Regions from separate parts of the Mus musculus genome. Here region 1 is linked to region 2. A link is a loop called in an ENCODE intact Hi-C map of the cell type or tissue named here. Cell type or tissue: heart. All regions are shown on one strand. Links, peaks and the distances in the headings refer to the core of each region. The heading gives the core; the rest is flanking DNA.

Region 1 (15,184 bases), core at 3,603-11,602, 170 kb before region 2:
GACTGGCTAAAGGGCTGCTAGGACATTACATAGGTGAATGGTGTAGGGTGGTTCCTATTGAGCCTTCTGGAAGCCCCTTCTTCCTCCTGCTCAGGCCAGGAGGTCTAGGGAAAGTAAAAGCTGTTCTGGCTGGGTGGCCAAGGAATACGAGGTTAGGCCAGCTTCTCTCGTGGGGTTTGCTGCCCCCCCCCCACAAGTCAGGCTTGGAAGCTGGGCAACCCATCAGCCCTCCTTACAGGGGACTCCAGCATAGCCAGCTTTCCTAAACAAGTTGAAAGGCAGGTCTGAGAGAGGGAGGTGGGGAGAGTCCACTGAGCCAGGCCAGCTGGCAGCAGTACCACATAGCACCAGGGAGGCACCACCCCGCTGCACCACCGTCAGGGCCCTGCGGTGCCCCAAGAGACCAGGAAAGGGCTACTTCATCTTGCCTACTTCCCACTGAAGCTTGGTCAATGTCTCCTCCCAGGGACACCAGGGCCCCTGGGGTGGCATGCACTTACTATTGGCTAGCAGATTCTCAGCCTCAGGCTGGCACTCTTCAGCCCAGAGGCGGGGATGTGGGGGAGAGATGGGAAGGAGGTCCTATTTACAGACTGCAGGCTTTCCGCCTGCATCTCAGGGAGATAGAGTTAAGTCCCCAAGGAATTGATTCCTGGTATGTTCTGAGGGGTTCATGCTAGGGCCCCCTGATATCCCTGAAATGCCCTGTCCCCACCTGCATACCCAGATAGGATCGGCCTGGGAGGGCCAGCTCTCAGAGCCTGCCAGCTGGTCAGAGAACCCGGCCCTTTTTCCATAGCCAATCCTGAGCCCCTGTGTTCTGGCCCCTACAAATCCTTCCAAACCTGGAGCAACCAAGGGACAAAGTCTGGAAGATGTCTGACATATGCGTCTATGACTCCCACCTGTCCCCGACTGTCCTGATCCCAGAGAAGCTAGGTAGAGAGAGCCAAAGGCACATGGCCAGAATGTCCTCACAGGGCCACCCAAGGCTCTGCATCCTCCCCCAGCCTTGAGTCTGTACAAGACGGTGGCCCCAGGCAGGGATGCCATGACGTCATCTCCAGGTAGCTGGGAACCAGGTGGACCCCATACTCCCTGGCAGACACCCTGGGCTCACTGGCCGCTTTCCTTGCAAGCCAACCGCCCCTGCTGATTTCCTCTTTTTTTTTAATACCCCGAGACGCCAAGGTTTCGCAAGGCTGGGGAGGGGAGGCGGCTGCGGGTGACAGCGTGACACGCAGCCCGGCGGGGGAGGGGAGTCGGCGGCACAGGTCGCACGGAGCCCGCGAGGTGCCCTCCGGATGCTGCGCCTCACCACTGCCAGTCCCTGACGCCGGCAGGTGCACCCGGGCCGCGCCCCAACCCAGCCAGGACCCAGCGCGTGGCGCGTCCCCATCCCCCGCGCCCCCCACGCAGTCCTGTCCACCCGGCCGCACCCCGCGCCTCCGCCCGTCCCGCACCTACCCGGGGCTCCGCAGTCAGCGCAGCGCGTGTTCCCCGGCCGCGTCAGTAGCTCCAGCAGCGCCCGGCGCCGCTCCCCGGCCATGGCTGCGCGGCCACCGCGCCGTCCCGAGCACGCCCGCCCCGCTAGGGCCCCGCGCCGCGCGCCCGCCGCCCGCCTTGCGCCATCGCCACCGCTCAGCCCGCGCGCCGGCCCCGATCGTGTCGCCGCGCGGGGCCGCCCTGAGCGGAGCTGCGCGCGCGGGGACCGGGGAGTAACGCACGGCGCGCCCGGGACGGCGCGGCCCGCGGGCGGCCCCCAGCGGCGCGGACAGGGAGCGGCCTCTTGGAGAGCCCGGCCTCAACGGGTCCACCTGGGGCGGGGTCGCAGGGAACCCGCGCTGCGGAAGGATGGGCCACCCAACACGCAAGCGTGCCTGTTGGGTTGAAGCTGAGGTCGCGGGCAGCTCAGGCTAGCCCTACCTATGAATGACAAATTCCAGTACTAAAAGGATCGAAGGGCTCCACCCTCACACGTGTCCAAGTCTATAGTCTCATCTCCAAGAGATAGGACAAGAACTGGCCACACCCTTCCTGATCTCTGGCCCGCTCCCTCCCAGAGCCGGGTGTCTGCTTCTTTAACTGGCCCTAGCATTTCTTTTCAAATTCCATTTTCTCCATTATAAACGCAATAGTAGCCATTTAGAAGCCAATGGCCACACCCAACTGAGAAATGAAAGCCATCTCCAAAGCCTCCTGAGAGTCTACTCCTGCTAATATGTCACAGCCAGGGTGTTGGTTGCTCTATGATTTGGCCCCACAGTGTTCCCTGCCCCGCAAAGGCCCCTGGGTTAAGGGCACAGTCCCCACGGTGATGCTATAGTGTGGTCAGGGCTACTGGGAGGAAGTTAGGTTGTTGGGACCCTAGCCTCTTCGTTATGCTCTCTCTTGCTTCCTGGGGAGGAAGGGTCCGTTTTGTCCCACCACGTATGTCATGCTGCTTTACTGCACATTGTCTTTCTGAGTGTCTACTTTGATGTCATGAACGTTTGCAATCCTGGCCGACTCCACCTGGTGGCCCTCTGCTGAGGCTGTTGTCTTGCCAGGGGCATCTGTCCCTCCTGACCTGGCTGTCATGCCATTGCAGAACTTGTTTTGGGATCAGGAGACAGAACATGCAACCTGCCCCAATGCACATTTTGGAGGTCTTGAGGCCGGTGGCGCTGTAGGCTTGTTGTTTAACGGATCTAATGTTTTTCTCCTGAAGCCTACTGGAGCCTGGCTCCAGACCTGGCACACAGCAGGAGCTTGGAGAATGAAGCAAAATGCAGACTGCTGGGGGCTGGGGAAGTGGTTCAATGGATAGAGAGCTTACCCAGCATTCACCGAGCTGCGTATTGTGTCCTCGGCACCACAGAACCTAGGAGTACTGACGGATGCCTCTACTCTCAGTGCCCAGGAGGTCGAGGCAGGAGGATCCGCTGTTCAAGGCCATCCTCAGCTACACATCTAGTATGAGGAGAACAACCTGGACTATACGAGACCCAGTCTTTAAAAACAAACAAACAAACAAGCAACAAAAATACAGAATCAAGACAAAAATAGACTAATGGTAGTAGTTGTGTCCCAGGTCTCTAGTAATCCAGTCAGTCTCAGACTTGCAGCAATCCTGCCACCGTCTCTTGAGTGCTCAAATAACAAGCATGGAGTGCCACCTATGCTTTCTTATTCAACCCCCATTTTATAGTCAGGGAAACTGAGGCACACGTATGCATGACAGAACTAGAGTGACAGCAAACCCGAGAGACAAAGAGACACAGACCCCATCTCCCTAAAGAGAACAAATTGTCAGTGAGGAAGCTCCTTCCTGGGGCCAGACCGAGGCCTATCAAGGACAGCTCAAAGGCAGCAAGGCCTGAGCCTGCACCCTGCCGTCTCAGGCCTGTGTTGCTGCCAGCAAAGATGATTCACCCATCTGAGCTTTCCTCTTCTCTGCCCTTCCAGTCCTCTCCTCTGCTGTCCAGGTCTCGGCTGTAGACCCCAGCCCCAATACCCTAGCACTTCCCAGGCCTGGGTTGGGCATCTAACCAGAGGCCAGGCGTCTGCCTCCTCAGAGCATATGGCCACACTGGGTAGGAAGTGCCTCAGACGGCTGAGTGCCTCCTGCAGCACCCAGTGAGTGCAGGAACTTACACACAGTAGGTCTTCAAGCAGCTGCCACCAGAGGCTCAGAGGCTGGGAACTGAGCCCAGAGCTGTTGAAAGTCAGGATGGCCACTCCAGCCTAGTAGCTGGTCTCTAAGGACCAGTGACAGCCCCCTGCCTCCCCTCTCCACTGCCTGCTTGTGCTGTGAAACCCTGAGTAAGGAATTGTGCAAGGACCCAGAAGTCCCATCGTGCGACCCAGCCGTGCTGGCAGCTGTCCTTGCTCTGAGGAAGGCAGAGGCGAGCCCTGTCTCCCAACAGTTTCCTTTCTCATTATCACAAGCTGATGGTCCCCTGACAGGGTTTGTTTCTAAGGTCACAACGCAAGAACTGATATGGGCCATGAAGAAAGCTCGAGGGGGGGGGGGTGAAACATCTGCTTCTTGTTTGATTCATTGTGTGTGTGGTGTAAGCATGTATACATGTGCATTGTGTGTGCAGTGCACATGTATGTAGAGGCCAGAGGTTGATGTTGGGTAACTTCCTCTATCACTTCGTTCCTTATTTGGGGAGACAGGGTCTCTCACTGAACCCTGGAGCTGACCAGTTCAGCCAGGCTGGCTAGCCAGCTTGCCCCAGGGATGCTCTAGTTCTTCCTCCTCAGTGTTAGACTTATAGAGCCAAGGTTTCCATGAGTGTTGAGGATCCAAGTTCAGGTCTTCATGCTAGCACAACAGGAACTTTACTGACAGCCATCTTTCCAGCTTCTTGGCTTGACTTTTTTTTTTTTTTTAAGATTTATTTATTATTGTGTGTAAGTACACTGTAGCTGTCCTCAGACACACCAGACGATGGCGTCAGATCTCATTACAGGTGGTTGTGAGCCACCATGTGGTTGCTGGGATTTGAACTCAGGACCTTCAGAAGAACAGTCAGCGTTCTTAACCGCTGAGCCATCTCTCCAGCCCCGACTTTCTTTTTTAAGATGTAAAAATTTATATGAGTATAAGAGGGTCTTGTCTATATGTTTATATGTGTACCTCATGCACGCCTGGTGCTTGCACATACCAGAAGAGGGTGTCATATGCTCTGCAGCTAGAATTGCAGACAGCTATGAGCTCATATGGGAGCTGGAAACTGAAACTGGATCCCCTGCAGGAGAGCGGCTGAGGCATCTCTCCAGTCCCAGTGGCTTGGCTTCTTATTTGCTTGTTTGTTATTGATTGATTGATTGATTTTTCGAGACAGGTGTTCTCTGTGTAGCCCTGCCTTTCCTGGAGCTTGCTCTGAGACCAGGCTCAGGATGACCTCAAACTCTCAGCCTGAGTACTGGGATTAAAAGTATGTGCCCGTGGTGGCGCACGCCTTTAATTCCAGCACTTGGGAGGCAGAGGCAGGCAGATTTCTGAGTTTGAGGCCAGCCTGGTCTACAGAGTGAGTTCCAGGACAGCCAGGGCTACACAGTGAAACCCTGTCTTGAAAAAACAAACAAACAAAAAAGTGGGTTCCCCAGTCTGAGATGGGTACCCTAGTCTGGCTCAACCCTAGACTCCCAGATGTTGGAATGGTGGGGACCCTTTAACGCATCTGCTTTCCAGGTACCCTTGTTGGATATGAATGTTTAGTGTCATGGCTCAGGTGCTCCTGGGAGCTGTGACCTCCCTCAGCTACACATAATGGGACAGGAAGTCAGTATGATGACGGCTTTATCATCAATGTCCCACAAGAGACAGTAGTTACTGGATAGAGAGACTCTGTGGCCTACCCAGGGCGAAGGACAGTTGGATGGAACCCAAATCTCGGGCCAGGATAGAGAAACCGAGGTTTCTGAGGGAGATGAAGACAAGGCCAGGCTACTGAAAGACCCCACAGCAGACATCTGATTGTGGACATCTTCTCTGGTGGGGAGGGGCAAGAATCAGTAGTGAGAAGGCTGGCCATGAACCCTAGGGGAAGAGATAGCCCAAGAACTCAAATTCCCCAAGTCAGTGTGGAACCCCAGAACTGCAGAGCAACCCCACAGCAGTGCCTGGACCAGTTGTTGAATGCCACAAGATAAATTGCACCCTCCAAAAGAAATATTGGGGCACCTAACCCAGGTGCCTGCAGATGCGGCTGTGTTTGGAAACAGGGTCATCACAGGGGTGGAATCTGGCTGGAGGCCTCATTCAAAGGAGACATGTGGGCACAGATAGAGGTGGAAGGCCACTGGGGAAAGATGCACAAAGATCAGGGCTGTGTCTGCCAGCCAAGAATGGCCAAACTGCCAGTGACACTGGAGGAATGGCTGAAGAAGACTGCATGGACCAAGAAGAACTACCCTAGTGGCGTCTTGACAGCAGCCATGTAGTCTCCCCATTGGGGACCGAACAGCCAACTCCGGCTTGGCTTTCTTGCAGTTGCTCTTGCAGGTAGGACTGGGGCAGCAGGCTGCAGCCTCTGCCCTCAGTGTCCTGTTCTTTTGCCTCTTCTCACCCTGTCCTGAGACGCTTGTCTGGAGCTCTTGCCACAGGGACGGACATCCAGGTGGTACCTGCAAGCCAAGAGAGAGGAAGGCAAAAGAGTTGGGACTACCTGGGGGGATGGTAGCCCAGGTCTGGTGATGAACACCCCTGGCCAGAGGATGCCGAGATGTACTTCTGGAAGAGCTGGTCAGTTCGGGCGCTGCACACAGGTGTCTCATGGCTTAGGTAGCCTTGACCCACCTCCCAGGGGGCCTCCTCTGCCTCTGTTTTCCCTTCTCTTTGTCCAGATCAGTAGGCCCATACGCATGCCTAGTCTCTCCAGAAGTTAGCTCGGTACCTGCTGAAGGCCCAGCCTCTGCTGGAGACCTAGTGTTGATGTCTCCACCCTCCGAGGGTGGCATATACCACTGGAGCCGCACCCTTAGTCAACTGGGGCCTCAGGGCCTAAAGCCATGGGGTCCTGGAAGCAGTATGCTGAATGGATCTTGCTGTCCAATGCCCCAGGTACAACCCTGTATGCTTGGGAGCAGGATCCCCTATCCCTTGTAGTGAAGATTGCCCGCTCCCACTCCACCCCCCACCAGACTGATTCCCTCAGGAGTGGCCTTGCTGGGTCACAGTCATCATGACCAACAGGATTTGATTTTTTTTAAAAATCCCTTTCAATTAGCATACAGAATGATGTATTTTGTTTTAAACCTTGCTCTCATGTAGTCTAGGCTGGCCCAAAATGCATTTGGTTTTGCCTATTTACTCGTTTTGAGACATAGTTTCATTTATTTCAGCTAGCCTCTAACTGCCTTCACTCTTTCTCAGAGATGGGGCTGGGGCTGGGGCTGGGGCTGGGGCTGGGGCTGGGGCTGGGGCTGGGGCTGGGGCTGGGGCAGGAGAGCAGGGTTTGGAGATTTCCTCCCACAGAGGGTCGGATGCAGGTGATGGGAGACTGGAATGTGGGAGCAAGGGCTTTTAAAACATCCCTGTTTGAAGCTACTGCTCCCCCAAAGCATCTCTGGTAGCCAGCGCTGCATCAGCACAGCCCCACCCCACTCTGCTCCCACCCCGCCCCCACAGACAGCATTTTGTTCTCACAACAGAAACCGAAAAACCCAGTGGAAAGTTGATCTGCAGCGAGGAGTGTTTCCAAGGAGTCCTGCTCCAGGGAGCCTTAAAGGAGACAGCAAATGTTACTGAGAGCCTGGCACCGGCTGCCAGGTCATGATTCTCCCACAGCCAAGAGACCGGGCCAAGGGACCCCTGATTCCAGACAGGAGTGGTTCAAAGCACCTCACCTGGGACCAAGCTGGTTTAAGAGGGAGCACTTTGGAGTTATCCTGAAGGATAATAGATAGACACGGGTGGGGCAGAGGGCATGGCAGCCGTGAATGCTAGGGTTCACAGAATGGACTTGTGGGGAATTTAGAATTCTTCTTTCAAGCTTGGAATGTAGCCTAGTCAGTAGAGTGCTTGCCCAGCGTGCAAGAAGCCCAGGATATCACCCCAGCACACATACTTTGGGTATGGTGGAAGATCCCTGAAATCCCAGGACTGGAGAGATGAAGGCAGGAGGATCAGGAGTTCAAGGTCAGCCTCAGCAACATAGCACATAGCAAGTTTGGCCAGTCTGGACTATATGAAATTCTGTCTGTAGATAGATAAATGGGGAGAGAGAGAGAGAGAGAGAGAGAGAGGAGAGAGAGAGAGAGAGATGGGGGGCACGGTTTGCTTCATAGGGAGCAGCCACAAGAGTGACAGGTAGACAGAGGCAATGATTCATGGCCCTCAAAAAGACAAGGAATGAAGGGCCTTCTGGAGCTGTGTGCACATACCTGCTCTGGGATCACAGGCTCCTGACAAAATGCCAGAAGACCCTCCCCTTCTCCCGGCCCTGGCAGAAACTGCTCCTGAGCAGCAGATTTTAAGGTTTCATGCAAACTGGCTCCGTCTCAAGGAAAAGTTGAAGAAAGCTCAAGGCAGTGTCCTCCAAGTGACCCTCGCAAGGGCTGCAATGCCAACACTTGCCAGCAGGGGGAGATAAAACACAGCGTTTCCTTTCTCCAGGTGCCAGCACCGCTGTTGCGAAGGACAGTTTCCTTCTTCCTTGATATTAGTGGGGGATGGGAGGGGTTGGTAAGAGTAGAGACAGGTCCTCTCTATATTCCTGGCTATTCTGGAACTCATTATATAGACCAAGCTGGGCTCGAACTCAGTGAGCCACCTGCCTCTGTGATCACAGGTGCGTGGAACCACACCCTGTCCTCTCCTGCCACCCAATGCTTGAGGCTTGATTCCCAGGTTCGAACTCAGGACCTAGGGTCAGCTCCTGGGTCCAGATGCATTGCTGGCATGAAGCATCTCAGAGTCCTGCTGAGCCAGTTCCCACCAGGTGGTCTGAGCCAGGGTCTCTCCAATTCTTTAAATCTAACACCGAGCAAGACCGGAAGCTGTGCCCCTGCTGCAGAGTCCTCACAAAGGCTGTGTGTGAGACGGGACCATGAGACAGTGTCCTGCTGCCCTTGAGTCCTGGCTGAATACCTCTCGGGCCTGGCTGGCACTTGGGACAAAATCATGGTGACAATTTTGAGTGGGCTGATTGGACTTGAGGCGAGTTGGGTGGTAGCTGACCCTGTGCTGTGGGGTGCAGACTGGTTGGTGTCACCATGGCCAAACACTCTTGATACCTACATGGCTAATACTGCTACTGTGTCCTGGCCAGGCCTGGTGGATCCCAGGTTTCCTGTGCCCCCCACAGCCTCAGCTGGGGCCCTATTCCTGCCCACGGTGGGGCATGAGGTTTCCCTTCTGACCCTAGCCCTGGTCTCCAGTTGGCGAGCATGTGTGCCTGGCCCTCCACTCTTATCTCTGCTAGTGGCTCCACACTGCTCTCCAGACCAGGCTGGGCCCCAGCTCCTTTGTCCTTTGGACTGGGGTGGGGACAGGCTTCTCTCTGGTACAAAAGAAGGTGGTACAGGGCCCTCTGAGAGGAAGAACAAGGTGAGGCCCAACCAGATCAGGTTGCTAGTCAGAGGTGTGGTGAAAGGGGTCCCGTTCTAAAGAGCCCTGAGGGTGCAGTGGAGGCTGGAGGCGCCTTCAGGGCAAATGCTCAGGACAGGTTCCTCAGACCCAGATAGCAGAGGGAACACCAGGGAGACATTGTCCCATCCTCTGTCAGCACAGGGACATTGCCATCTGACTAGGTTACACATCCCACCTCAGGGCTGGCCTTGAGTACACAGCTCACACTATGGTGGCCAGGGGCCTGGAGCTCTATGGGACAGCAGGTGGGCGTCTCTTCTCTGAGTGGAGTCATGCTCTCTTAGCTTTATTCCCACCTTTTTCTCTGACCGGGTTCACGGATTTGTACGTGGTGGCTTTGTGTGGCCAAGTCCTGTGATGGCTGCTGACATCTTGGGTCTGCTGCTGCTTGCCGGCCCTGGGCTCCTCCAAAGACACACTCAGAACTCACCCATGGCAGGCAAGTGGTGCTTGGCCTCGTGTTGTTATTTTCTGCTATAGACTCTGTGGATCACAGGCTGTCATTAGAGGGCATGGGGGGGGGGGTCCCAACAAGCAGGGGTAGAACTGTCTGTGGAGGCCTTGTACTTAATGGTGCGTGGCTGCTCCGAGGTGACTGGCTGTGGTATGTGGGTCACCAGACAGTGGTAGGAAACAGGATCAGAATCCAGGATCCTGGAACACACGCAGGCCCTGAATCCCCCAACCCCCGGCCCAGCACGCTTCCTGGACTCCCAGCCTCCACCCTTCTGCAAAAAGGTGGCTTCTGAGGGCTCCTCGTCGCTCAGCCACGTCTCAGGGCACCGTGGGTACGATTTTATGATGTTTGATGTTTGTCTTCCCTGAAGAAATTAAGTGGAGGGTGACATTTGCCCAGGCTACCAGCAGGAGGAGGGACTTGGCGGAGGTTTCTGCCCCAGGCGCTCCACTTTATAACACTGGGCAAGCACAGAGCTGTGAAATTTGATTTCACTCCTCTAGGACAGAACAGGGGGTTGCGATTTCATTCCTAGTATTATGACAAAGCCACTTGTTCGGTGGCTTAATAGAAACTTCTTTAATGTCTTTGGCAATAATAACACACCCCCCCCCCCAAGTTCTCACCCATTGTGGGCATTCAGCTCAAACGATTACATTTGAGCACAAGATGCGCAGGTTCACACCTACCACAGATGGGGTTTGTCTGGACAGAGGCCCGAGGGGACTAAGAGCGAGCCGTGGGCAGGTCCAACCTTAGCCTCCCTGCCCAGGTGAAGGCTATACACATTTACCCAGGGAGCCTCTTCAAACCAAGACTTCCTCTGGCTGTATGTGTTAACATGCATGGGCTGTAATCCCCAGCATTCCAGAGGCAGAGGCAGGAAGGAGTTCAAGGCTAGTCTGGGCTGTGAGACTCCGTCTCAATTTTTAGAATTTTTTTTTTTTTCGAGACAGGGTTTCTCTGTGTAGCCCTGGCTGTCCTGGAACTCACTCTGTAGACCAGGCTGGCCTCGAACTCAGAAATCCACCTGCCTCTGCCTCCCGAGTGCTGGGATCAAAGGCGTGCGCCACTACGCCCGGCAGAATTTTTTTAACATTAAATATATATGTATATATGTATATGAGTACACTGTAGCTGTACAGATGGTTGTGAGCTTTCATGTGGTTGTTGGGAATTGAATTTTAGGACCTCTGCTCGATCAGGTTGACCCTGCTCGCTGTAGCTGACTTCAGATGCACCAGTAGAGGGCGGCAGATCTCATTACGGGTGGTTGTGAGTCACCATGTGGTTGCTGGGATTTGAACTTGGGACCTTCAGAAGAGCAGTCAGTGCTCTTACCCGCTGAGCCATCACTCCAGCCCCCAATTCTTAGAATCTAAGAGTTACTTTGCATCATCATCATCTTCCACACTAAACTTGGAAAGACACTGAGATTAGCATTCAGCTGTCCAAGGATACATACAATGCAATTCAAAACTGTTCTATATTTTGTGTGTGTGGCATATGGATGGGCATGGCCGGAAGAGGAGGTCAGGTGTCCTATCACTCCTCTCCATACTTCTTTGAGACAGGGTCTCTCCCTGAGTCTGGAGCTAGGCTAGCAGCTAGCAAGCCCTGGCGATCCTCCTGTCTCTGTCTCTCACAGTGTTGGAGACATGGCTGCATTTGTGGCCATTTCCGGCTTGCTATATAGGTGCTCTAAATTTTTCTTGGGTTCTCAAGTTTGCACACTGAGCCACCTCCTTAACCCTAAGTGTTCCTTTTAAAAAGAAAGGCAAGGAGGAGGAGGAAGAGGAAGAGAAAGAAGAAAAAGAAGGTGAAGAAAGAGGGCCAGTAGTAGTGGTGCACACCTTTAATCTCGCACTCAGGAGGCAGAGGCAAGTAGTTCTCTAGTTCTAAGCAAGCCAGGGCTGCATAGTGAGACCTTGTCTCAAAAAAAAAAAAAAATCAATCATCCAATCAATAATTAAAATAAAAGAAGAGAGGTCAGGGTGATAAATCAATGGCTAAAGTGCTCCCTACACAAGCACGAGAGTCCTAGTTCAATCGCCAGGACCTCCGTGATAAGGTAGGTAAGGTGGTGAACACTTGTAATCATAGACAGTGCAGAGGAGACTAAGGGAGGGGGAACACTCGGCTCACTGGGCAGCCACCTAATTTACTTAGTGACTTCCAGGCCAGCAAAACAAGGCAACAAAACAAAATGGTGGCTTGAATGAGCCCCGCAGAATGAGCCCCGGTATTGACCTCTGGCCTCTGAATGCACACGCATGCTCAAAGAACTGATGGGAGTGGTTCTCGCCAAAGCCACCATGATGTTAGAATGACACGATGTTCAGGGAGCCTTGTGGAAGCCCAGCATGCTCATACTGCACACCCCCACACACATGTGCACAGACCCATACTGCACCCCACACACGTGCACACACCCATACTGCACACCCACACACACATGTGCACACCCCCATACTGCACCACACACACACGTGCATATACCCATACTGCATACCCACACACATGTGCACACACCCATACTGCACCCCACAATGTGTACACACCCATACTGCACACCCCCACACATGCACACATCCATACTGCACATCCCCACACATGCACACACCCATACTGCACCCCATACACATGTGTATACACCCATACTGCACCCACCCATACTGCACAACCCATACTACACACACACACACACACACACACACACACACAGTGCAATGTACCACCAGGAGAAATAAATGGTTTGGTATCCACAGGGGATGAGAAATTACAACCAGCCTGTAATTTACAGAGGATATAAAAACACTACTCAACGCAGTGAGTTCCTTCAAGTAAGGATTTTATAGTTTCTATAAAAGTGATGCACACTTGTTATAAAATGTAATTGTGAAGATTCCAGGAAGGAACCATGTAGCCTCCAACTCCGGTCCCCAAAGCCATCAACATTGCTACCCTGTGTTCCTGGCATCTCGGTGGAGATGGGTGGACAGGGGAGCTCTCATGGATGGAGCCACTGTGATGCGCTAGAACGTTAAAACTCTGCCGCTCTTGACTGTTAAGTATGTTTGTCATTTGCTGACGAGATACACCAAAGGCTTGGAAAATAGCAGGACTCTGAATTTAATTCTGGCTTCCACTTGGGAGGTGGAAGCGGAGTTCAAGACCAGCCTTGGCTACAGAGTGAACCATCTCTCAGTAAGTCAAACACAACAAAATGGCTGACGAGATGGCTCAGTCGTCAGAGGGCTTGGCTGCTCCATCACTGCAATTATGACCAGTGCTGGGGTGACACCAGCGTCGGGTGATAAAAACCAAGGCGCAAATGTGAAATGTGGTACACACGAAACTGGTGTCGCCCCACACTGTACGTCTGAGCTGAGCGAGTGCGTACAAACAAGCAGACCCCCAGTGGGCACAACTGTGGGTCGGGCCAAGAAGCCTTTCTGTGTAACAGGGCACAGGGCTCTCAGGCACTCACGTCCAGTGGAGCAAGGGTAAACTCCCCGAGGGGATCAGCAGACCCTGTAGTGGTAGCCTTGCTACTTACTTACTACCTACTTACTTACTTACTTACTACCATAGCTGCTGCCTAAGACCAACAGGAATATGATGAGTCCTCCTCTCCTCCCTCTCCCCCCCACCCCCTTTCTGGTGCTGGCATTCTGCTGGTGTCTTTGGATCACCCGCCTCAGCATGAAGGCAGCCAGGGGTTTAAACAGCCCACAAGCGACTCTGAGGATGGCCTGGGCTCAGCCACAGCTCAGCCCTGCTTGGTGCTCACAGTACAGGGTCAGTGCTCAGCACCCAGGGGTGACACAGAGACATGGTGTTCCTCTAACAGGGTGCAAAAGTGAAAAAGGAAGATGCTAGCCCAGCTCCTAGTGCACAGCTGACCTGACCTGTGGAGGCACACACTGGGCTACTGAAAGGAAAAGCTAGGTTTAGAAACAGTTTGAGGTGACCAGAAAACAGTATGCAGCATAAACCCAAACTGCTGCTAGACTGGGACAGCGGAAGCTGAGCTGGGAGATCTACCCAGCCTGGTGAGCCGAGTTCAGTGCCTGAGACACTCACTCATGCAAGAACAGACTCCTTTAAGCTGTCCTCTGACCCACCTACAAATTACACACACACACACACACACACACACACACACACACACACACACACACACACAGAAACACAGTGCTACCATAAATAAATAAATAAATAAATAAATAAATAAATAAATAAAATGTCATTTAAAAAGCAAGAAATTGTGCTAGAGACATGGTTCAGGCAGTAGAGTACTTGCCTAGCCTGCAGGGAACCCTGGGTTCCACTCCCCAGTACCCCAGACACGGAGGCAGAAGGATCAAGAGTTTGAAGCCATCCTTGGCTACATAGGCAGTTTGAGACCCTGTCTCAAAACACTTAAAACAATTGGTCAAATATGTCAAAAGCCAAACAGTGTCTCACTTCCTACTTTGTATTCCAGCTTTGTTCACAGGAGAGAACACAGAGAAAGGGAAGCCAGCTGATATGAGTCTGTGAGCACAAAAGGCGGACATTTTCCTGTCGCTTGGTTTCATTGACAGGTTCCAGTGTGAGGACTCAGATCTGTGACAGGCTGAGTCGCTGTGGAATGCTGGCCAGGGCTCTGTGGTGTGACAGCCACTCTGGGCGGGATATCAAATCACAGCAGGGTTCAGTCCTGACGGGTCCTGTGACACACAGACGGAAGAAAAACACACTCTCTAGAGGGGAACCGAGGTCAACAGAGGAAACATTTCGGTGTGTGCTGCAGGGGTGAGCCATGTTCTAAAGTCCCCAGGGAGAGCCCCTGCACGGGGCAGCACGGGCTGAGTGTCAGGTCCCCCTGCACTGTGGGCAGAAGGGCTCAGCTCTGCTCCAGGCTGGGGACAAGGTCCTGTGGCTCCCTTCTCAACATTCATCCTTTGCCTCTGGCTTCCCTTCCATTAGGTCTCTAAAGCCGAGCTTCTCTAGCGGCTCCGGTGCCATCAGCTGCCTGGAAGAGAAAGATGTTGTCACAGGGTGGAGGGGAGGAAGGGCTGGGGGGTGGGCAGAGCTCCATCCCACCATGCTCTTTTCTTCATTCACCTGCCCAGGCCTCCAGAGCCCACCCCCACCCCTGATCTAAAACAGGAAAACAGACCCAGAGAGTGGTGTCCTCCCCATAGGGCAAGAAGCCAACAGGTCATGTGAGCCTCACGGTCCCTCCCAGCCACATGGCCGGTCCAAGCTCATAAGGACAGGGGCTGAGGATATGGGTGGGGTCAGGTATGTGGGTGGGGTCACATGACCCCACAGGTGCAAGCTGAAATGGGGAGAGCTAGGACTAGATAAGTGTCCTCATAGCTGTGTGGACTCGCCTGTGAAGACTTTAGGGGTGCACATAGCTGGGGGTAAGACCTCTTCACCCTCACACTGCAGAAAGGCATTGAGGAGAGTCCTCCAGGTCACTGTGAAGGGGTACTTGGAGAGAGGAGGCCAGAAAGTGGTATAGAATGACCTAGCCTTGTCACCAGTGCTATGATCCCAGCACCCGTGAGGCTCTACCGCCTTTACAGCTACGTGGAATACAGCTGCCCTGTGAAGATAGATGGAAACCCAGCACCGGGTTCCCCAGC
Region 2 (15,184 bases), core at 4,063-12,062:
ATAAATTGTTAAAAAAAAAAAAACTGAAAGCAGCCGGGTATGGTGGCACATCTCTTTAATCCCAGCACTCAGGAGGCAGAGGCAGGGGAATCTCTGTGAGTTCGAGGCCAGTCTGATCGACATAGCAAGTTCCAGGACAGCCAGGGCTGTTACACAGAGAAACCCTGTCTTGAGAAAACAAACGAACAAATAAACAAACAAAACCTGTCAGAAATGAAAGCTGCCGTATATTATTCTCCAGACAGAGCCCCCCCCCCCAAATGTGAGCCAAGACAAACATTTCTTCTCTTAAGTTGTTACTGCTGGGTAAATGATGATGGCAATGAGGATACAAACCCACGGACCAGAGCCTGCAACAGAGCCTCATCTGTAAGTTAAGATCCAGAAAAGATTATCGAGAGAACTACTGCGAAATAGAACTATAGCAACAACACACTGTGGGAGAAGTTGTGGGAGTGTGCCTGCACCAGGACCAAGGCAACCCTTTGAAAAGAAAGCATTTAACTGGAGGCTTGCTTACAGTTCCAAAGGCTTCATCCATTAGCCTCGCGTCTGCACTGGGGCAGTGGCTGAGAGCTACAGCTACGTCTTAATCCCCAGGCTGCAGGAAGAGTGAGCACAGCCTGCTGCAGACTTCCAATATTTGGTGACACCTCCTAATCCTTCTAAAATAGCACCACTCCCTGATGACTAAGCCTTGGGATATGTGAGCCTATGAGGGCCATTCTTATTCAAGCCACAGAAGGATCTTACTGTGTAGTTCTGGCTGGCCCGGAGCTCTCTATGTACATTAGGACAACGCTGGACTCACAGAGATCTGCTTGTCTCTGCCTCCCGAATGCCGGGAGAAAAGGTGGGCTCCAGCCGCCTCATCCAGCATACATCTTATTGTTGACAGAAAGTGGTCCACAACAACGCTGGCCAGTATGTCCTTTTATATTTGTAACTGATATAGTGGGGGAGGAGAGAGGAGAGAGATGGCTCAGTGGGTAAAAGTGCTTACTGTGAAAGCCCAATAATTGGAGTTTGAGCCCCAGAACTTATAGTGGAGGGGAGAACACACTCCTGGGGTTGTCCTCTGAACATGTGAACTAACACATACACTCTCTCTCTCTCCTCTCTCTCTCCACACACACTCTCTTTCTCCTCTCTTTCTCTCTCTACACACACTCTCTCTCCTCTCTCTCTCCACACTCTCTCTCCACACACTCTCTCCACACACACACTCTCTCCTCTCTCTCTCCACACTCTCTCCACACATTCTTTCTCCCCCCCCTCCTCTTCCCCCCCACTCTCTCTCCTCTTCCCCCCCCCCATCTGCTTATACTCTACCTTATCTCACTTTACAGCATCTCTGTTCACTCTCTGCTCCTAGTTCTCTGTTGTGTGATAGACCTAAAGCCGACCTAACGCAGCTCAGGGAGGAACTGTTTTGTTTCTGCTTTCAGCTCTCAGTCCATCATCAAGGGAAGCCAGGGCAAGGAAATGAAGCAGAACCACGGAGGAGCACTGCTTGTTGGCATGCCCGCATGGCTTGCTCAGCCTACTTTATTACACAGCCCAGAACCATCTGCCCAGGGATGGCACTGCTCAAAGCAGGCTGGGCCCTCCCCCATCAATCATTAATCAAGACAATGTCCCACAGACTTGCCTACGGCCAAGCTGATAGAGACCATTTCTCAGTTGAGGATCCCTCTTCCAAGATGGTTCTAATTTGTGTAAAGTTGACAACAGAACTAACTAACACATTATACACACACACACACCACATATATACACATACATACATATATACATACACGTGCACATACATACATACATACATACACATAAGCACATACATAAACATACATATGAACATACACACACATATATATACACATTCATATATATTTGTGTATATGTGTGTATATTTATATTTATGTGTATATTCTAAGTGGCCTGGAATATTCTAAGTAGCCAAGCTTGATCTTGAGTTCTGATCCTCCTGTCTCCACCTCTGAAGGGCTGGGATTACAGTATGCATTACCATTCCCAGTTTATACAGTGCTGGAAACGGGAGGTCAGAGATGGTGGCTGCCAGGTCAGCAACCTAACCATTTGGGCCACATTTCAGTCCCACAATTTGCTCACTGACTTCTGGTCCCACTGTGATCAGAAGGTCTGAAGGATGGAAAGGCAGGAATGGGCCGGGGCATTGCTTAACTGGTTAGCGCCAGACCCAGAAACTCAAACCCAGACACCTTCCACGACTGAGCCGCTGTTCTTACGTGGCAAGGACTCTAACACTGAGTCACACCCTGGCCCCAGGCAGTGTGGCGTTTTCGTTTGGGGATTTTGTTTGTTTTGATATGAACAGGTTGCCCGGCACAGGGTAGGTCAGAGGACAACTGGACAGTTGGTTCTCTCTTTCTGCCATGTGGGAACTCGGTCATCTAGCCTGGCAGCAAGTGCCTCCATCCACTGAGCCATCCCACTGGCTCTGGAGTGTTGCCATCTGTTTTGTGGGGATTCTATTATTCATTTATTTTTATGCTCCTTGGTGTATTGCCTGCACGCATGTCTGTGTCCAGGTGTCAGAAGCCCTGGAACTGGAGGTACAGACTGCTGCGAGCTGCCATGTGTGTGCTGGGAATTAAACCTGGGTCCTCTGGAAGAGTGCTCTAACTGCTGAGCCATCTCTCCAGCCCCTTGTTTTATGTTTTGAGAACAGGATCTCATCCATGTAGCCCTGGTTGGCCTTGAACTTCTAATCATACTGATTCAACCACTTGAACTTGGGGATTATAGGGCTGTTACCACACCCTACTCAAAGGTATGTGTGTGTTTATCCTAGTATATATGTATATTAGTATATATGTATGTATTAGTGTGTGTATATGTGTTAGTCTCTCTGTGTGTATGTGTGTGTGTGTGTGTGTGTGTGTGTGTGTGTGTGTGTGTGTGTGTAAGCCAGAGGTCAACCACTGGTGTCCTCTTCTGTCATTCCCCACCTTAACTTCTGAGATAGGGTTACTCATAGGCCCGAGGCTCATACATTCACTCACCTAGCCTCCCGAGCCATCAGACCTCAAGTATCTGCCAGTCTCTGCCTCCCAAAGGCTGGGATGACAAGCTTGCACAACTTCATCTTTTTCCATTAAAAAAAAAATGGAATGTCACTCAGGTCTTCATGCTGTGTAGCAAACGTCATACTGATTGAGTCTTCTTCTACTTGGTCTCTCAATGTATCTTTAGAAGAAGTATTCTCTGCTCCTACAGGCCAGCATCCACTACTGCCCATCACAGCTGGGAAGAACCAGCCCTCCTCTGAGAATGGAGCAGGGTCCTGTGTGCAGGGCCATACCACTCTGCTTACCTTTGGTCACCCTGCCAATCATGCTCTGCCAGTGGGCCAAGCAAAGGCACTTCCTTCTGATGGGCATCCACTCCAGCATGAGAGGCCTCTGGGTCCAGCAGCTCCAGCTTATGCAGATGGTTCAACACTGGCCTAGTCCACAGATGGAGCTGGGGCAGCAGCTGTGACATCACCAGTCCTGGAGAGGGGGTGATGTACTGGCCCTGCACAGCATGTTCCTGCCCCATGGCGGGGGGGGGGGGTGCCACTCGCAAGTCAGCTGTGCCAGCTCTGGAGTCACCAGCATCACGGACAGGGTGGCAGCCTCTGACCACGTCATCTAATGTGATGGTTAATGTTGATTGTTAACTTGCCAGGGTCTAGAATCGCCTAGGGGACAAAATAAATGCTCCTTAATGGAATGTCATCAGCAGCCCCTACCTGGAACTCCAGCTGCCACCCTTTTCTGACCCCTACATGGAATTGGGTATTGAAGTATAAAGGAGATGAAAGGGTGACAGGGTGGAGACTCCAGGAAAACAGCTTTCATGACTTGCCCTCCACCTTAAGTGAGCTTTGAGTCTAGTGGAAGCCTTTGAGTGTAACCATGAAGGCCCAAGTTTGTATCCCCAGCTCCCATGATCAGGAGAGATGGCCCAGCAGTTAGGAACACTTGCTGCTCTTGCTGAGGACCTGTGTTTAATTTCCAGAAACCATATGGTGGCTTAGTTACCTGTAACTCCAGTTCCAGGGGATCCGATGCCATCTTCTGACCCCACAGGCGTCTGCCCAACTTTTAAAATATGGGTTCTTGGATTCTGTGAGTCCAAGGGATCCTCCCATCTCTGCCTCCCCAGCCCTGGGATTGAATCTGTGCTTTGCCAGCATCAAGCTTTTTGACATGGTTCTGGGGGATGGGACTCAGGTCCTCATGTTTGCTCCAAAAACTGAGTGGACTCCACGGCCCATTAACCTCATATCTTATGTATTGTTGGTTTCTTCCCAAAGAGAATGAGGTTCAGGGGCTCTGGAGATGGCTCGATAGTTAAAGCACTTGCCATGCAAACATGGGGACCCAATTCCAATCCTCAGGACCGGTAAAAATGTAGACTGGGCAGGTCTGTAATTCCAGCCTTCAAAGGCAAAAATGGGGAGTCCCCAGAGCTGGCTGGGTAGTGGGGCTAGCCACATGGGTGAGCTCTGGGGTTGACTGAGAGACTCTGCCTCAATGAATAAGGTGGAAAGGTGATGAAGGGTACTTTCTTCCCATCAACCTCAGCTACCACATGCATGTGCACCAACATACATTCATGTATACACACACACACACACACACACACACACACACACACACACAGGGAAAAGGAAAGAGAAGGAATCCAGAGGATAAAAACCTGCAGCTGAGTTGATCTCAGCACCTTGTCAGCAAGAGTCCCGCCTGGTCTCTTGGTCCAACCAGACTCTTAGACCGTCAACAATCAAATTGTCAGGGAAAGATTATAATTGCTTAATCGGGGAAGGACAAAGGGTAGAGATGAACTTCCCATCTGTCAATGGTAGCAGAAGCGAGGATTAAAAATTAGTTGGTGGCTTAGCTGATATTTTTAGAATTCCACCGGCGAGTGATGAGGATTCTAAAAGAGGGAAAGTGAGCCGAGCGCAGCATAATTCGGCAAAGATCACGGTTAGCTTAGCACCCTTTGTGAAGACACGATCGCAGGCAGAGTGGGAGGATTTATCTGGAAATTGCTTGGCAAGCAGAATCCGATCTGGGACAGGCAAGCCTAGATGGAGGCAGGAGAAACGCCGGTGAGCGGTGCTGACGAGCACCAAAGATACTGTGTTTAAGATGGACAGTGAGCAATGGCCATGCTCTGTTGGTCTATGTCTGTGAAGAACTAGGTAATGTGCCCAGTGGAGGCTTATTCTGAAGGCGAGGGGGGGGGTGGTAGGCTAGAAGAATAAAGACCACATTCCCAGCCGTGAGCATTTTGCTGGGCAGGGTGGCAGAAGCCAAAGCCAAGCAACCTGGAGGCTGAAGTACAGGCCTTGCAGAGACCCCATCACAAGCACAAGGCGAGGGGAGGGCCTGGAGATGTGCTACCATCAGTAGGGTGCTTGCCCAGCATGCCCAAAGCCCTGGGTTCCAGCCCCAGCACATCATAAACCAGGAGCAGTTGCACATGTCTATAACCCCAGCGCTCAATAGGTGCAGGCAGAGGATCCATGTTTGAGGCCAGCCTGGGCTAAGTGAGACCCACCTCAAAAACAACATACAGAGCTCCCCAAGTCAAAACAGCAGCAACAAATCCCAAAGCGGAAGGGAGATGCTTTGAAGGGGAGTCATTTACCTTGTGAGCCTAACAACCTATGTTCAATATTCTGATGCCGTGCTGCTGAAACAGCTGACCTGGGGGTCAATACCAGGGCTGATCCCTGGAGCTCAGTGTTCAGCTGGTGTAGCCAAATCAGTAAGCTGCAGGTTCAGTGAAAGTCTGTCTCAAAAAGGTTGGCCTTGCCTGAGAAGGGACACTGGAGGATGCCTCTGACCTCCGATATGCCAATGAACACATATGCATGGGCCCCTCCCAACACACATCCTCACATACACAATCACACACACACACTCACATATATAACCACACACACATACACAATCACACACACACACACACACACACACACACATATACAACCACACACACATACACAATCACACACACACATATACAACCACACACACATACACAATCACACACACACACACACACACACACACACACACACACACACTTACCAGCAGAAGACCACACCTTGTTAGCAGCCTATATAAAGGGCATGGAAGAAGGATGCTTGCTCTCTTTGCCTGCTTGCTTTTACTCTTGCCAGAAAGTCTATTCCTCTACTGGCACTACAGCCTGCGTCTTCAGGATTGAACTGAAGACCAAGGGAGGCATCCAGCCCCGTGAATTGAACAACTACTGGATTCTTAGGCTTTTCATTGGTAGAAAGCCATTGTTGGACTAGCTGGACCACAGCCCGTTATATATTATATTATATGTTATATATTACACGAGTGTGTGTGTGTGTGTGTGTGTGTGTGTGTGTGTGTGTGTGTATTCATTCTATAAGTTTTGTTCTCCTAGAGCAGTGATTCTCAACCTTCCTAATGCTGCGACCCTTGAATACAGTTCCTCATGTTGTGGTGACTCCGGCCATACAATTATTTTCATGGCTGTTTCCTAACTATAATCTTGCTGGTGTTATGAATCCCAGTGTAAATATCTGTGTTTTCTAATGGTCTTTGGTGACCCCCGTGAAAGGATGGCTCAACCCTCCCACGGGGGTCAAGACCCACAGTTCTAGAGAACCCGCTCAGAAGATTCCTGTTTATGCAACCCATGTATCAGTAACTTATGTCCCACTGAGTAATATTCCCATTTAGTGATACCACATTTTACTCATTCATTTATCTCTCTCTGGGTAAATCTTTGGATCATTTCTACTTTTTGACTAATATGAAAATACTTTTATAAATCAATAAGCATTTCTTATGTAGGGGGAGTTCAAATTTTGAGACAGAGTCTCACCATGCAGTCCAGGCTAGCTTTGAACTCAGCATCTCCCGTGTCAGCATCCAGAGTGCTGGGAATTGCAGGGCTTTGGGCCACCACAACCACTCAGTAGATATATTCTGAGAGAAGGCATTGATCAGAAGCTCTGCTGAGCTGGATCTCTGTCTTCTAATGGAGAATTTGCTTAAGGCAGGAAATCAGCCGCTTTCTACTGGGCATAATCCATATTGCCGGGCCAGGTGCAGAGCAAGCCCGAGGCTTCTGCAGACCAAAAGTTGTCCCATTCAGTCAGCCCAGTGTCTCCTGAATGAGAGACCCTGGCGGCCAGGAGACCAGAGGTGACCACACCACTGATTCAGAGATAGCCCCTACCAGCGTGGGTAATAGCACTGGCCTGTCATCCAAGCATTAAGGAAGTTGAGGCAGAAGGATTGCATATTTGAAGCTAGCCCGGACTGTATTCCAAGACCCTGTCTTAATACAAAATATGGTTTGGAGACATGGTTCGGTGGTTAAGAGCACTGGTAGCTCTTCCAGAGGACCCAGATCTGATTCCCAGCACCCTCATGGTGGCGCATAACTGTGTGTAACTCCAAATTCCAGGTGATCTGATTCCCTCTTCTGACCTCCACAGGCATGTACGTGGTACCCATACATGTAAGCAAAATACACACGCGCATTAAATTATTTTTTACTTAAAAAGCAAAATAAAAATCCCGAAACAGCTAGTGGGCTGTTGAAGCTAACCTTTTTGAATAAATTCTGAGGTATAAACTACTCATTTCCGGGAATTCAGCCCTGATTGTCTTTTTCTGTGATTAGTTCTTTCTGCTTCTATTCCCCCCCCCCCCCCCCCCCCCCCCGCGCAAAACCTGCAGATAAACAAACAGCGCAGTTCGCACCACGGTGCATCCAACCCATCTCGCGCCTGCCACCTAGTGGCTAGAGACTGGCAGGACACGGGCTCAGATAGATAGCCAGGAGTCAAGGAGGCAGGGCTGCTAATCTTGGGCGCCCAAAGCAAGGACTCACCTTCCTCTGCAGCGGCGGCTAGTCACAGAGTTACCTTCCACCAGGCTAGTCCAGAGCCCAGAGGGGGCTTTGCAAGGGCATGGAGGGCTCCCAACCGCAGGACAGTTGGTCATCAAAATGACTGCTGAGCTATTGATGACCCCTTCCCACTCCTACCTACTTCCCTACATCTCCCTTCCCTTCAGTTCCCATCATTTGAACTCTGTGCTCCATGTGTGCTAACCCCTCCCCTTGGGCTCAGCGTGTGTAGCACTGGCTACAGGTAGTTGCTGGATGGCTGTCCTGATATTGGAAGCCAGCACCAACCACTTAACAGTGTCTCCTGAGAACACAGTGCATGGGAGGCTGGTTGTAGGCTATCAGAGATGACACCTGTCCTACTCTGGTGAACTTGCATTCTAGCTGTGGAGAAGCAGATGATGCTGTCATCCTAAGGAGCCTTAATTCTCAGTGAACCCTTGTCCGCCTCAGTTTCCCTGTCAGGAACCTGAAATAATAAAACCCCTCCACACGGTGTTGTTTCTGGGCATCCCCTTGCACCACCACCCCCGTATGTGTGTGCACATTCCTAGAACCTATCCAAGGGACTTTACTATATCCAGGTCGGGTGGACTTGACCCAATCTCTGACACCCCTAACCCTAGTCCAGCAAACCTGCAGAAGAGGATGCCTTGTCAGGAGCCTGTCTGCAAAATGGGTGGAAGGGGCGAATCCCATCAAATTGGTAGAGCCTCAGTTTCAGATGAGAATAATTTGAACTAAGGGCTCTGCCTGGCAACATAGGTTTTTACCTCCAGCTATTTGCCAAGCTGTGGCAGGACTGGGATACAAAGTGACTTCAATGCCAGTCTGGGCAACTTATGGAAACACTGTCTCAAAAAGTAAAACAGGACTGGGAATGTGACTCATGAATTGAAAGTGTGTGCAGAATCCCCCAGTGAAGGGCTGGGGTGTGGCTCAGTGGTAGAGCATCTGCCTAGAATCCCCCAATGAGGGGTTGGGGGCGTGGCTCAGTGGTAGAGGCCCTGCCTAGAATCCCCCAATGAGGGGCTGGGGGCGTGGCTCATTTGATGAGCACTTTAGTAAAGGGGAGGTTGGGGTGTGGCTCGGTGATACATTGTTCTTCTAGCGTGCTCCAGAACCTGCAAGTGCTTCAGCACCGTTCCTGTCACAGCTCCCTCAGGTCTCTGTCCCTTGTACTTAAAAGTGTCTAAGGAAAACAATTTCATCAGGTACTCTTTACAGTTAGAGAAAGGGTAAGACCCAGTGTCCTGGGCATCTGCTTTTGTCCCCCGGCAGAGTGTTTTTCTGACACTTCACTTTAGCGACTGAATTCTTAAGTGAGAATCAACCTCCCAAATTAAGTCTCTAATTCCCAAGCAAGCCAAGCAGCTATTTTTCTTGCAAATCTTGCATGAACATAATTTAATAGAAGATACAAACTAATAAAATCAGCCCATATATTAGATCCTCTGCACAGTAAAGAAAACAGACGATCTAAGAGACAAATGGGCAGTGTTTCAGCCCAGGGAGAAAGAAAATAAAATAGAAATAAGATGTAAGTTCCATCCTGTGTGTAAATAACTTTAAAGAGAAATAATAAAGATGGCGTCCACCGCTTTTAATGTATTGGGAGATTATTTAATTGCAGGGTAATAAGAGGTGGTACTGCTTCGTGCAGACTTTACACTGGAGACTAACTTTGTTATTATTGTTGTTGCTGCCGTGCTTGGTGGTTTTACCTTGAGATCGGGCTTCCCTACATTTCCTAGACTGACCTTAAACTTCTTAGACCTTAAACTTCTAATCCTCTGCCTTCAGCCAGACTGCTGAGGCTACAGCCTGTGCCACCGTGCCTGGCTTCTAAGTCACCCCTCCTTCCTTCCTCTTTTCTCTTTTTCTTTTAGTGGAGTTAGAAATGGAGCCCATGCTGGGCGTGGTGGCACACTCCTTTAATCCCAGCACTTGGGAGGCAGAGGCAGGCGGATTTCTGAGTTCTAGGCCAACCTGGTCTACAAAGTGAGTTCCAGAGTTCCAGGACAGCCAGAGTTATACAGAGAAACCCTGTCTCGAAAAACCAAAAAAAAAAAAAAAAAAAAAAACAACCAAAAAAACAAAAAGAAAGAAAGAAAGAAAGAAAGAAAGAAAGAAAGAAAGAAAGAAAGAAAGAAAAGAAAGAAAGAAATGGAGCCCACAGCAGCTTACTCTGACACACTCTAAAGCCCAGTTTAGCCTCTGAGTCATGATCCCCCTGCCTCAGCCTCCTGAATAACTGGGAGGACCATCCTGTGTCACCACCACTGGCTTAGTTTCTTCTTTCTTTCTTTCTTTCTTTCTTTCTTTCTTTCTTTCTTTCTCTCTCTCTCTCTCTCTCTCTCTCTCTCTCTCTCTCTCCTCCCTCCCTCCTTCCCTCCCTCCCTCTCTCCCTCCTTTCTTTCTTTTTTCTTTCTTTCTTTCTTTCTTTCTTTCTTTCTTTCTGATTTTGATTTTTATACTGCAATTATTTATTTATTTTATTTGGTTTTTTTGGGGGGGAGGGTGAGGGGTAGGATCTCTCTGTGTAGACCAAGATAGCTTTGAACTCACAGAGATCCACCTGCCTCTTCCTCCTAAGTGCTTCGATTAAATGCATGTGCCACCATATCTGGCTATTTTTATTTATGTATTATTGTGTCTGTACATGTGTGTATGGTGTGTGGAGGGGATAAGAGGTAGCCTGTTGTATGTCTGAAGGCCAGAAGACAACTTTATGTGGGTCCAGAGGTTTGAACTCAGGTTGTCACGCTTGCTCATTGCATTATCTTCTGAGTTAATTCTTTAACCCTTTGGTGTTTTTTTGAAGCAGGGTCTCTGTGGTGGTTTGAATAAGAATGGCCCCACTGAGCTGAGCACAGTAGTGGATGACTTAATCTGAGCATTTAAGAGGGAGAGGCAGGCAGATCTCTCAGCTTGAGGCTAAACTGGTCTACAGAGATTGTTCTAAGATAGCCAGGGCTACACAGTAAAATCCTATCTTGAAAAACCAAAGATAGATAGATAGATAGATAGATAGATAGATAGATAGATAGATAGGTAGGTAGGTAGGTAGGTAGGTAGATAGATAGATAGATAGATAGATAGATAGATAGATAGATAGATAGATAGATAGATAGATAGATAGATAAATGGTACCCATATCTTTGAATGCTTGATCTTTAGGGAGTGGTGCTACTTGCCAGGGATCAAGGAAGTGTGGCCTTGTTGGAGGAAGTGTGTCACTGGCTGCAGGCTTTGAGGTATCAAATGCTCAAGCCAGATCCAGTGCCTCTCTCTTCCTGCTGATCCAGATGTGGAACTCTCAGCTCCTTCTCCAGCACCATGTCTGTCTGCATGCCACCATGCTTCCCACCATTATGACAATAGACTGAACCTCTGAAATTGTAAGCCAGCACCAATTCAATTTTTTATAAGAGTTGCCATGGTCATGGTCACAGCAATAGGAACCCTAAGACATCCTCAGTATACACCCCAGACTGGCCTGGGACTCAAGGTAAACTTTTATCATACTGGGTCACAGGCATGAGCCACCACCCCTAGCCTTCTTTTTCTTCCTTTCTTCCTTTTTCTTCCTCTCTTTCTTTCTTCCTCTTCCTCCTCCTCCTCTTCTCCTCCTCTTCTCCTCCTTCCTTTTTTCCTCCTTCTCCTCCTCTTCTTCTTTAAGACAGTGTTTCTCTGTGTAGCCTGGAAAGTCCTAGAACTCACTCTGTAGACCAGGCTGGCCTTGAACTCAGAGATCCTCCTGCCTCTGCCTCCTGAGTGCTGTGGTCAGACGCATGCATCACCATGGCCTACTACCTTCATTTACGAAAGACACGATATCAATCCCAGCACTTGGGAGGCAGAGTCAGGAGGATCTCTGTGTATTAGACTTCAACCTGATCTACAGAATAAGTTCCAGGCCAGCCAGGGCTACACTGTGACACCCTGTTTTGTTTTTTGTTTTTTTTTTTTAAAGACACAATACCAAATATAGTGTTGAATTTCTAAGATCCTAGAGATGAACATGGATTTATGTGTGAGTGTGCCGAAGATTCCAGAAAAACAGATTATTCGCCAGCTGAAAGTGGTTCTTTAAAACTCCTTCCTTTGCGGGCATCATGGTAAACACTTCAAATCTCAGCTCAGAGGAAGCAGAGGCAGGAGGATAGACAGTTTGAGTCAGCTTGGGCTACATAGTGAGCTCTAGATCAGCCTGGGTTGCATAGTGAGTTCAGATCCAGCCTGAGCTACAGAGTGATTTAGAAGCCAGCCTGGACTATACAGAGAGTTTCAACCCAGCTTAGTCTACAGAATGAGACCCTGCCTCAACAAATCAGAATAAATCAGTGAATAAAGTAAACCGCTGTCTTCTTCCAAAGTCCCGAGAGGCAGAATACTGTTTAGCAATAAGAAGGCACAGAGTTTTCATACACAGGTAAGATGAGTCTCGGGAGGGTTGCATGGAGTGGAAAGAAGCCAACCCCAAGAGACTCACACACCACAAGACCTTGCTTATGTAATGACCTTGCAATGAGAAAATTGCAGACACATGGGACAAGCTGGGGTTCAGGGACTATACAGCATGGTGGAGGGACAGCGAGGCCATGGCTGTATGCATAGGGGTCCTCGTGGTGATGGTACCCATGTCTAGCAGAGCTAGATGTACAGATATGAATGCAGACAAACATCCAGAACCAGCAAGCTGAGTAGGCTTGGAGCCATAGTAGAGAGCCTCTGGGGCTGACACATGGCTATGGTTCTCTGAGACATTGCTGTTCGAGACAGCTAGGAGCTCTCTCTACTGTTTGTTAGAATTGTGAATTTATCAATTCTCTACAACGAGTTTCATCTTAGTTATGAGACAGAGCCTTGCTATATAATAACCCAGGCTGGTCTCAAATTCTCAATCTCTTGCCTCAGCCTTCTGGACATTGGGGGAATGATCCACCTGTGCACCACGCTTGCCTGCTTCCATCTAGACTCTGACCTACATAGATCCACTAGGAGGCTTCGTGCAGGAGGAAAGTGACGTCTTGTTTTGAGTACAGTAGCTCAGGATGCCTTTCCTATCTGGACTGTTCAAGGCTGTATGATCCTGGTGTCTGTTTGTAGCCTCTGGTGGCAGACAAACTTGGTTTACAACATGGGACTCTGCCATGTCCCGGTTGCATGCTCTGGAAACTTCCAGCTCCTCCTTTGCCAAGATGGACCAGGGTCAGAACGGCTGCCTCTGAGGCTGCTGTCCAGCATCCAAGCTTGGTTGTGCTGAAGTCATTAAATACTAACTGGAAAGAGTGGTGGGTTTGGTCCTGGGGCGGCATTACTGAAGTCTGGGCTCTGGTTGCATCTGGCGTTCTTTCTGCTTCTGTCTCTGTCTCTCTCTCTCTGTCTCTGTCTGTCTGTCTGTCTGTCTGTCTGTCTCTCTCTCTCTGTTTCTGTCTCTCTCTCTCAGACATCCCAGCTGGGTGCCATAGGGTGGCACTGTTTCCTAGCCATAGGTCTTAGCCTCTCAGAGTGGCACCGGTGCCTCCTATGCCTGGGTGGTTGGGTGGGTATCTTCTACAACACTCGGAAAATGTTCGCTGGTCTTCAATGAAGACGCCCTGTTGCTATGGGTTTTTTTTAACCATCGATGAACTGGCTAGAGAAGCCTCTCGCCTGGTCAGTTTCTTGGATGCGTGTTTTGGAAACGGAGGACGGGTAAGTGAAAAGCCAAACTGAATCCCTAGTCTCCAGTGAGTCAGGCATCCCTGGCGGCCACTGCACCTGTCTGTGCAGAGGGTGATGGGCGTGGTCACGAGGCTGGGCGTGGCCCCAACTTCACAGAGGCAGTTAGCAGTCTTAGCACCCTGAGGTTCAGGCAAAATAGACCGTAGTTTATTAATTCATAGAGAGAGCAAATGAGCTTGAAAGGTGTTTTTTCGGGGGGGGGTGTCTTTTCTTTGTTACACACACTTCTAGAAAGAGATATAATCAGACTGTAGACCTTATTCTTTTTCTTTGTTCCTCCTCCTCCTCCTCCTCTGCTTCTCTCCACCCCACCCCCTCCTTTTCCAGGACTCTCCTCACAACCAGAGCCTCCCACTTGCTAGATAAGCCCTCTACCACTGACACCCCCCCCCCTCCGTCCTGTCCCATTAGGAAACTGTTTAGTATATCATTAAACTGGCGTTTGAGCCGGCCATAGTAGTGAACTCCCCGCAGTTGGGAGGCTGAGGGAAAAGGATAGAGAATTCCAGTCCAGCTGGTCTACCACAGAAATCCTGTCTCCAAAAAATTAATTAATTAATTAATTAATTAATTAAAAAAAGCCAGGCCGTGGTGGTGCATGCTTTTAGTCCCAGCACTTGAGAGGTAGAGGCAGGGAGAACTCGGTGCGTTAGAGACCAGCCTGGTCTACAAAGTGAGTTTCAGAACAGCCAGGGCTACACAATGAGAAAACTTATCTAAAACAAACAAAAATAAGGGGCCGGCAAAATGGCTCAGTGGGTATGAGCACTGACTGCTCTTCCGAAGGTCCTGAGTTCAAATCCCAGCGACCATATGGTGGCTCACAACCATCCATAATGAGATCTGACTCCCTCTTCTGGTGTGTCTGAAGACAGCTACAGTGTACTTACATATAATAATAATTTTTTAAAAATAAGTAAATAAATAAAAATTTTTAAACCACATAAACAAACAAAGTGATGAGTTGTGATGGTGTGTGCCTAGTCACCCAACAGTCAGGTGGCAGAAGCACACCAGAACTCTGTTGAGTTTGAACTTGAGCCCAGCCTGGTCTCAGCCTGTAGCAGTTCTGGCTTGCTACATAGTAAAAACCTGCGATGATGATGATGATGTCGACGATGTTGATGATGGTGTTTTTATCAATCAGTGGACTGAGGTGCTCAGTGGATAAAGTGCTTGGGGCATAAATATGGAGGCTCAGAATTCAGCTCTCCTGCAGCCCTGTGGTGGCAGCTGAGCATGGCAGCAGACACCTGTAATCTCAGAGCTGGTGACAGGGACAGGAGGATCCCTGGAGTTTGTTGGCCAGCCTGCCGAGTTACTGGATGAGCTCCAGTTTCAGAGCTAGACTCTGTCTTACTTTTCAGTCACAGTTCAAATTGCAACTCTTGACTGTGGTTAATTTACAGTTTGACTTTACAATTCTGGTTACTTAATTACTTTTACAATTTAAAACACCATGACCCTGGAAAAACCAAAAAAAAAAACCAAA

What was found. Peaks named below come from ENCODE experiments on the same cell type or tissue, not always from the same donor. Only the 100,000 strongest peaks of a DNase experiment are listed, where the experiment ranks them.
Region 1: it touches region 2 in a loop (9-fold over the local background); 4 of 42 quality-filtered maps call a loop at or near these places.

The regions. Positions count from the first base shown.
Region 1 is chr5:139,323,814-139,338,997 of GRCm38, forward strand. Adap1 (ArfGAP with dual PH domains 1) reads right to left here and starts at 1,651. Exons shown (of 11, transcript NM_172723.4): 1 at 1,468-1,651. The coding sequence starts at 1,549. Cox19 (cytochrome c oxidase assembly protein 19) reads right to left here. Exons shown (of 3, transcript NM_197980.1): 3 at 14,009-14,562. The coding sequence ends at 14,478. In heart, for the core only: CTCF peaks have their summits at 8,070 (motif pointing right), 9,959 and 10,769 (motif pointing right); a DNase peak (open chromatin) is centred at 8,108; H3K27ac peaks cover 1,139 bases; H3K27me3 peaks cover 3,423 bases.
Region 2 is chr5:139,497,415-139,512,598 of GRCm38, forward strand. No RefSeq gene overlaps it. Among named protein-coding and RNA genes, the nearest start is that of 4930500L23Rik, 19 kb to the right of the region's middle. In heart, for the core only: a CTCF peak has its summit at 7,870 (motif pointing left); a DNase peak (open chromatin) is centred at 7,857; H3K27me3 peaks cover 3,783 bases.